Linked DNA regions of Homo sapiens: region 1 is linked to region 2. Evidence: read pairs that join two places in POLR2A ChIA-PET (ENCODE). Cell type or tissue: HepG2. All regions are shown on one strand. Each heading gives the region's core, and the rest is flanking DNA. Links, peaks and the distances in the headings are about the cores only.

Evidence for each region. ChIA-PET counts read pairs that join two places held together with the same protein. Peaks named below come from ENCODE experiments on the same cell type or tissue, not always from the same donor. Only the 100,000 strongest peaks of a DNase experiment are listed, where the experiment ranks them.
Region 1: POLR2A ChIA-PET joins it to region 2 with 5 read pairs; 2 of 35 experiments call an interaction of 5 or more read pairs at or near these places.

Annotation. Positions count from the first base shown.
Region 1 is chr3:128,706,332-128,710,727 of GRCh38, forward strand. No RefSeq gene overlaps it. Among named protein-coding and RNA genes, the nearest start is that of RAB7A, 18 kb to the right of the region's middle. In HepG2, for the core only: no CTCF peak of the experiment used is centred there; a DNase peak (open chromatin) is centred at 1,880; H3K27me3 peaks cover 854 bases.
Region 2 is chr3:129,147,236-129,151,631 of GRCh38, forward strand. The region is part of intron 5 of ISY1-RAB43 (ISY1-RAB43 readthrough); the gene reads right to left. All of the region lies in intron 5 of ISY1 (ISY1 spliceosome associated protein), which reads right to left. Among named protein-coding and RNA genes, the nearest start is that of ISY1, 12 kb to the right of the region's middle. In HepG2, for the core only: no CTCF peak of the experiment used is centred there; no DNase peak of the experiment used is centred there.

The sequences.
Region 1 (4,396 bases), core at 269-4,268, 440 kb before region 2:
AAGATCCAGTGAGCTATGATCTCACCACTCTACTCCAGCCTGGGTGAGATGGTGATACCCTATCTCTAAAAATAATAAAGGAGGTTCAACAAGACTCAGGAAGCTCATTATGTAGAGATGTCCATCACTGTGAATCACTGGAAATAACCTAAGAGTAAGTCAACATGGAAGAGGTTAAAGAACTAATGACTTATTGATTCAAAGGAAAATTACAGCCGTTAAAATAATGACAATTATGTGTCAATGTATAAGAAGCTTTGAAGTAATACTAAATCGAGAAGGATTATAAAATGGTACTCAGATTGGGAATCCAACCATGTCAAGAAACACATACACAAAAAGAAGAAAATGTCCTTATCACCTAATATGTGGTAGGCCTTCTGCTGAGTCTCAGGGATACACAATGAATAAAATGTGGTCTCGATGTGGCTCTCTGTTGTGGTGCCTGCCCCCAGAACTCTTACCAGGAACCTCCCCATGACAAAGCAAGTTAAATGTTTGATAGCTGCCTGTTGGTTGTGAGTGGGGATGAACGTTCTAGAGCTTTTGCCAATTTCTGTGATGTAAACATTTTTGCCAGGCTGATTTCAAGGTACCGATGGAATTTCACTAACACAGAATTGGAAAGAGATATTCATAAGCGGCTCTTGAGACTCAGTGCAAACTAGCTTCAGCAGCACATTTGGGAGGTGGTTGCTAAATAAGCAATAATTTATTTATAGGATGGAATCCTAATCAGCCATGAAAATATCATACTGTAGAATAATTAGTCATATTTGAAGAAGTTCATCTAGTTATAATGCCATTCAAAAAAAAAGGCCGGGCACGGTGGCTCACGCCTGTCATCTCAGCACTTTGGGAGGCCAAGGCGGATGGATCACAAGGTGAGGAGATCGAGACAATCCTGGCTAACAGAGTGAAGCCCCGTCTCTACTAAAAAAATACAAAAAGTTAGCTGGGCATCGTGGCGGGCACCTGTAGTCCCAGCTACTTGGGAGGCTAAGGCAGGAGAATGGTGTGAACCCGGGAGGCGGAGCTTGCAGTGAGCCGAGATTGCGCCACTGCACTGCAGCCTGGGCGACAGAGCAAGACTCCATCTCAAAAAAAAAAAAAAAAAAAAGAGGGCTGGGTGTGGTGGCTCACGCCTGTAATCTCAGCACTTTGGGAGGCCAAGGAGGGTGGATCATGAGGTCAGGCGTTCAAGACCATCCTGGCCTCAGGTGATCTGCCCACCTCGGTCTCCCAAAGTGTTGGGATTACAGGCGTGAGCCACCACGCCTGGCTGAATTATATCTTAATAATAAAAAAAAGTAGGTTACAAAGCAATCTGTTTTGTACATGTGGTAGGTCAGCAGCCTGTAAGATGACCCCCAGTGATTCTCACCTTCTGATAGTCACATTCTTGTGTAAACCTCTCCCCTCTGGTGTGGGCCAGATTTGATTCCTCACTTCTAACAAACAGAATACAGCAGAAATGATAGAATGTTACTTCCGATATTAAGCTGTGACACGATGGCTCCCATGATGGAGACTCTGGGTCCCTCCTTCTCTCTGTTACTCGCATCCTCCCCCCAGGGAAGCTGGTTGCCGTGTCATGTGCATGAGCAGCCCTGTGGAGAGGTCCATGTGGCAAGGAACTGATGTCTCCAGACACCAACCAGCAGGCAGGGGATGAACTGCTGAGCTTCAAAGTGGATCCCTCCCCAGTCAGGGCTGGAGATGACCTCAGATTGCCAAGGCAATCTGTCAGAGGAAGAAAAAGTTGGAGGGCTTACACCACCAGATATTAGGACCCGTTATGTAAATATAATACACATATTATGTAAATATAGTACAGTGTGGTATTGGCATAAGGACAGGCAAACAGATCAATAGGACAGGACAGAGTCTAGAAATAGACACATTAACATACTGTCATCTGATTTATGACAAAGGTGACAGTAGTTGGGAAAGGAGTGTTTTTGTTTGTTTTTTTTTTTTTAGACAAGGTCTCACTCTTGCCCAGACTGAAGTGCAGTGGTGCAATCATAGCTCACTGTAGCCTCAAACTCCTGGGCTCAAGCAATCCTCTCACCATAGCCTCCTGAGTAGCTGGGATCACAGGCACGTGGCAGCATGGTCAGCTAATTTTTTATTTTTATTTTGTTAGACAAAGTCTTGCTCTGTCACCCAGGCTGGAGTAGAGTGGCATGATCACAGCTTACTGCACCCTCAACCTCCTGGGATCAAGTGATCCTTCTGCCTCAGTCTACTGAGTAGCTGGGACCACAGGCACATGCCACCACATCCAGCTAATTTTTGTACTTCTTGTAGGGATGAGGTTTCACCAGGTTGCCCAGGCTGGTTTCAAACTCCTGGGCTCAAGCCATCTGCCCAGCTTGGCCTCCCAAAATGCTGGGATTATGGGTCTGAGCCACCATGCCTGGCCAGAAGTCTTCTTCATAGATGATATGGGGTCACTTCTGCTTCTCCGGCTATGCTCACTGGCCATCAGCGCCCTCTGTGTGCCCAGAGTCTCACATAGGGCACCTGCACGTTATCCACAGAACACTGTGGGGCCTTCCTCCCAGCTCAGGGCCATAAGGAGAGAGACCTGCCTCGGGTTTGATGTCTTCTTGCCCCCTCAGCTCCTCTCCAGGGCTCCCCATTCCCAGGCCAGTCCTTCTGGGTGAGAAGCCAGCAAGATGCATGTGATCTTCGGCCTCTGGGTTGGCCCCAGTGGTGCATACCCACTGGTGTTCATGTCCATCTGTAGTCTCCTCTCACACTGAATCAAAGCTGGCCTGGGTGACAGGCAGCATTCTGTCAGAGGGACAGTGCATGACTTCTGAGGCTTGGTCATATGAGACCCTGCGGTGCTACCTTGGGCCTTTGGCTTGTTCTCTCGGGGTGAGGTCAGCTGCCCTGCCTTGAGGACACTCAAGCAACCCTGTGGAGAGAAGCCCAGTTGTCAGCACCAGTTTGCCAGCCACTCCAGCGAACCACCTTGGAAGCAGGCCCTCCAGCCCCAGACAAGGCTTCAGATGGCTCTAGGCCCCAGCCCTTGAGATTTTCAGCTGAGGCCCCAAGCATGATGTAGTAGAGATAAGTCATTCACACCGTGCCCTGTCGGAACCCCTAGCCCACAGAAATCACAACATAATAAATGACTATTGCTTTAAGGTACTAAGTTTTGAGGTGTTTTGTGTTGCAGCAATAGATAACTGATACAATGGCTCAAGCCCAGTGCTACACTCTGGGAAAGTCCTCCTTGTTCTCTTCCCTGAAGCTTGAGGCTTTGCAGGCAGCTCCCCTGCAGTCTCCTCCTGCCCCGCCACACCCCGCCCCCGCGCCCCCCCCTCCATCCCTCCTAGTACCCCCCCACCTCCCTCTGGCTACCTCACTCTTCCTTCCCTCTCCAGGGAGGCAGAGGGCAGGATCGACCCATCTGCTGCCTCATTGGAGGTTCCACTGGGAAATGAGATGCTCATCTTCCCTGCTGATAGCACTGCCTCCGAGGCTTTCAGAATAAGTTTTCTAGAATCCCCTCACTTTGGCAATAGTGAGGAAGGAAAGAAAACCCTAGTATTCCCCAGTGGGCAGTGACTAGCATGGATTACCTCTGTCACTTCTTCTCACACTTGTGCTCATATTGGGGGTGGGGAGGGATGAGTGATTGTAGTAGGGCCGGTTCTGCCACCTCTTTGTACATACCTGGGGCATGTTCTTGCCCCAATCTCAACAGAGTCTTTGAATCATCCTTAAGCGTGAGGTCCACAGCACTATTTGTCATAAATTTTGGATCTCCATCGTCAATACCAGGAAAACAGGAAAAGTCCCTCTTAAACATTCGAGTCCAGGCTTTCACCACCTGGCATGACCTGATCTTTCTGCTTGGGTTTCTTTGCTGTTCCTGCTTCCTTCACTCTAACTCTGTCCCTTTGGCAATAAATATATCAGCACTTTCTGGGACGATTTATGACATGCTCTCTTTTCACCAAACCTCCGCACATGGTGGTCCCTTTGCTGGCAACAACCTTCCTCTTCCTTTGCCCAACAGATTCTTACCCTTCATGAGCCACCTCAGCACTGTCTCCTCAGGAAAGCCCTGCTTGACTACTCTAACTTTCTGGCTATATTAAGTGCCTCTACTGGGTCATCCTAGCTCCTTTGCTTCCTTTACCACACTGTATTTGCAGCAGAGACACTGTATTTGTGGCCGAGGCAGAAATACAATTACTTTTTTTTTTTTTTTGAGATGGAGTCTTGCTCTGTCACTCAGGCTGGAGTGCAGTGGAGTGATCTCTGCTCACTGCAACCTCCACCTCCCGGGTTCAAGTGATTCTTCTGGCCTCAGCCTCCTGAGTAGCTGGGATTACAGGTGCCTGCCACCACGCATAGCTAATTTTTTCTATTT
Region 2 (4,396 bases), core at 251-4,250:
GAGTGATGGTGCACGCTTGTAATCCCAGCTACTCAGGAAGCTGAGGTAGCAGAATAGCTTGAGCCTGGGAGGCAGAGGTTGCACTGAGCCAAGATCACGCCAGGGCACTCCAGCCTGGGTGACAGGGCAAGACTGTCTCACAAAAAATAAAAAAATAAAAAAAATACATTTTAGAACCTCCCACTCCCACGTTCTGTTCTATTAAGAAAGAAAAAAGACCTGCCACCACCATGGTGAGACTTTCCAGTGCTAAAGACACAGAGAACTCAAGGCAGCCCAATCCTCTGAGGGCCTCAACCAAAGCAAAGGGAGAGGATTCCAGAAGCCTCTCCCAAAGCAAAGCCAAGGCATCTTGGAGAAAACAAGAATCACAAGTTTTATTTTTTTTATTGACTTTCCAAAATCTACATATAAAAACAATACTTTTTGGTACACAATTATGTGAGTTTTCACAAATGCATATAATCATGTAATCATCACCATAATTAAGACACAGAAAAGTTCCATCGCCCCAAAACATTCCCTTATGCATCACTATAGTCAACCCCTCCCCCTACCCAACTTTTGGCCACCAGTAAACACAATTTATTCTGTTCCTATAATTTTGCTTTTCCAGAACATCATATAAATGGATCAAAAATTATGCAGTATTTTGAGTTTTGTTTCTTTCACTCAGCATTAGGCTGAGTTGAAATGTTTTATTTATTTTTTTTATTTTTATTTATTCATCGATATGTTTTAATTTTATTTACTTTAATTATTATTATTATTTACAGAGATGAGGCCTTACTATGTTGCCCAAGCTGGTCTCCAACTCCTGGACTCAAAGCGATCCTCCCACCTTGGTCTCCCAAAGTGCTGGGGATTACAGGCATAAGCCACGGTGCCTAGCCTATATGTTTGTTTTTACTACTGAGTATTATTTTATTTTATAGACACACCTCAGTTTGTTTATCCATTCACCAGAAGGACCTTTGGGTTGCTTCCAGTTTTGGGGCTACTATAAACATTATGTATGAGTTTTTGTGTAACAGAAAAGTATTACATTTCTCTTGGAGAAATACCTAGGAGTGGAATTGATGGATCATAGGTTAAGTGTATGTTTAACTTTATAAGAAACCACCAAACCCCATTCTAAAGTAACTGTTCCATTTTGCCTCCTCACTAGCAGTGCATGAGAGTTCATTACTTCACATATTCACCAGCACTTGGCATGGTCACTATTTGTGTAAGTCATTCTATTAAGTGTGTAGTATCCCACTGTTGTTTTAATCTGCATTTCCTTTATGACTATTATGTTAAACACATGAAAAGATGCTCATTTGCATCTACATTTTATTTTATGTTTTGAGACAGTCTCACTCTGTTGCCCAGGCTGGAGTGCAGTGGTACAATCTCAGCTCACTGCGACCTCTGCCTCTCAGGTTCAAGCTATCCTCATGCCTCAGCCTCCCAAGTAGTTGGGATTACAGGCGTGAGCCACCACACCCAGCTAATTTTTGTATTTATTTTTAGTAGAGATGGGATTTTGCCATGTTGGCCAGGCTGGTCTCAAACTCCTGGCCTCAAGTGATCCACCCATCTCGGCCTCCCAAACTGCTAGGATTACAGGCGTGAGCCACCATGCCCACCCTACATATTTTCTTTGGTAAAGTATCTGTTCAAAATTTTGCCCACTTCTTAAAACAAATTATATTTTCTAATCGATGAATTTTTAAGAGTTATTTGTCATCCCCTTCTCCATTGAATTGTTTTCATAACTTTGTCAAAAGTCAACTGACCAAACCAGACATAGTGGCTTATGCCTGTAATCCCAATACTTTGGGAGACACAGACAGGAAGACTGCTCAAGTCCAGCCTGGGCAACATAACAAGAGCCCATCTTTACCAAAAACTTAAAAATTAGCCAGGCAGGGCTGGGCACAGTGGCTCACACCTGTAATCCCAGCACTTTGGGAGGCCGAGGCAGGCAGATCACTTGAGGTTGGGAGTTCGAGACCAGTTTGACAAACAAGGATAAACCCTATCTCTACTAAAAATACAATTAGCTGGGTATGGTGACACATGCATGTAATCCCAGCTACTTGGGAGGCTGAGGCAGGAGAATCACTTGTACCCGGGAGGTGGAGGTGTGGTGAGCTGAGATCACGCCACCACACTCCAGCCTGGCGACAAGAACAAAACTCTATCTCAAAAAAAAAAAAAAAAAAAAAAAAAAAATTAGCCAGGCATGCTGGGCACAGCAGCTCACGCCTGTAGTCCCAGCACTTTGGGAGGCCAAGGTGTGTGGATCAGGAGGTCAAGAGATGGAGACCATCCTGGCTAACACAGTGAAACCCCGTCTCTACTAAAAAAAAAAAAAAAAAAAAAAAAAAATATATATATATATATATATATATATACACAAAAAAAATCAGCTATGCATGGTGGCACACACTTGTAGTCCCAGCTACTTGGGAGGCTGAGGCAGGCGAATCGCTTAAACCCTGGAGGCAGTGAGCCAAGATCGTACCACTGCACTCCAGCCTGGGCGAAAGAGCAAGACTCCAACTCAAAAAAAAAAAAAAAAAAAAGAAAGAAAGAAAAAAATTAGCCAGGCATGGTGGCATGCGTCTGCAGTCTCAGCTACATGAGAGTTTGAGGCAAAAGGATCACTTGAGCCCAAGAGGTGGACGCTGCAGTGAGCTATGACTGCACCACTGTACTCCAGGCTGGGTGACAGAGAAAGGCTCTATCTCAAAAAAAAAAAAAAAAAAGAAAAAGTCAACTGACCATTTATGTGTGGCTCTATTTCTGGACTTCTAATTCTGTTTCTTTGGTCTATGTGCCCTGTCCTTTCACCAATACCACATTATCTGGAAGCTGGAGCTTTCTATTACATCTTGAAATCAGGTGGAATGAATGCTCCAATTTTGTTCCTTTTCAAAATTGTTTTGGCTATTCTAGTTCCTTTGCCTTTCCAATTAAATTTCAGACATAGAATGTCAATGTAAACAAAAAATCCTGTTAGAATTTTGATTGTGATATATTGGAAGAGAGAAAGAATTAACATCTGTACTGTGTTAAGTCTTCCCATACAACAGCACAGTGTATCTCCCCATTCATTCGGGTCTTCTTTGGTTTCTTTAGTCATCGCATCCTAGTTTTCAGCATACAGATCCTGACTGTATTTTGTTAGATTTATACCTAAGTATGGCCAGGCGCGGTGGCTCATGCCTGTAATCCCAGCACTTTGGGAGGCCAAGGCGGGTGGATCACGAGGTCAGGAGATCGAGACCATCCTGGCTAACATGGTGAAACCTCGTCTCTACTAAAAATACAAAAAAAATTAGCCAGACGTGGTGGTGGGCGCCTGTAGTCCCAGCTACTCGGGAGGCTGAGGCAGGAGAATGGCATGAACCTGGGGGGCGGAGCTTGCAGTGAGCTGCACTCCAGCCTGGACGCCAGAGCAAGACTCCATCTCAAAAAAATAAATAAATAAAATTAAAATTAAAAAGATTTATACCTAAGTTATTTCTTGTGTTTTGGTGCTTTTGTAAATAGCACTTTAAAAAAATGTTGTATTTCCAGCTGTTCAATGTTAGTATATAAAAATATAATTTTGAAGCTGAGCATGGTGGCTCACACCTGTAATCCCAGTACTTTGGGAGGCTGAAGCAGGCAGATATCACTTGAGCCCAGAAGTTCCAGACCAGCCTAGCCAACATGGTGAAACTCTGTCTCTACTAAAAATACAAAAATCAGCCAGGTGTGGTGGTGGATGCCTGTAGTCCCAGCTACTCGAGAGGCTGAGGCAGAATAGCTTGAACCTGGGAGGCAGAGGTTGCAGTGAGCCGAGACTGGGCCACTGCACTCCAGCGTGGGTGACAGAGGAAGACTCTGTCTCAAAAAAAAATATATATATATATAAATATATAAAATATATAAATATATAAAAATATATATAAATATATAAAAATATATATATGAATATATATGGGGTGTGTGTGTATATATATAATTCTGTATATTGAACTTCTTTTCTGTGATCTTGATAAATTCACTTATCCATTTTAGAAGTCTTTCTGTAGGTTCCTTGGGATTTTCTACATAGAAAATTATGTAGGATTTTAGGTGGGCATGGTGGCTCATGCCTGTAATCCCAGTACTTTGGGAGGCAGAGGCGGGTGGATCACCTGAGGTTGGGAGTTCGAGACCAGGCTGGCCAACATGGCGAAACTCTGTCTCTAGTAAAAATACAAAAATTGGCCGGGCATGGTGGCACATGCCTGTAGTCCCAGCTACTCAGGAGGCTGAGGCAGGAGAATCGCTTGAACCCAGGGGACAGAGGTTGCAGTGAGCCGAGACTGCACCACTGTACTTCAGCCTGGGTGACAGAGCGAGACTCCATCTCAAA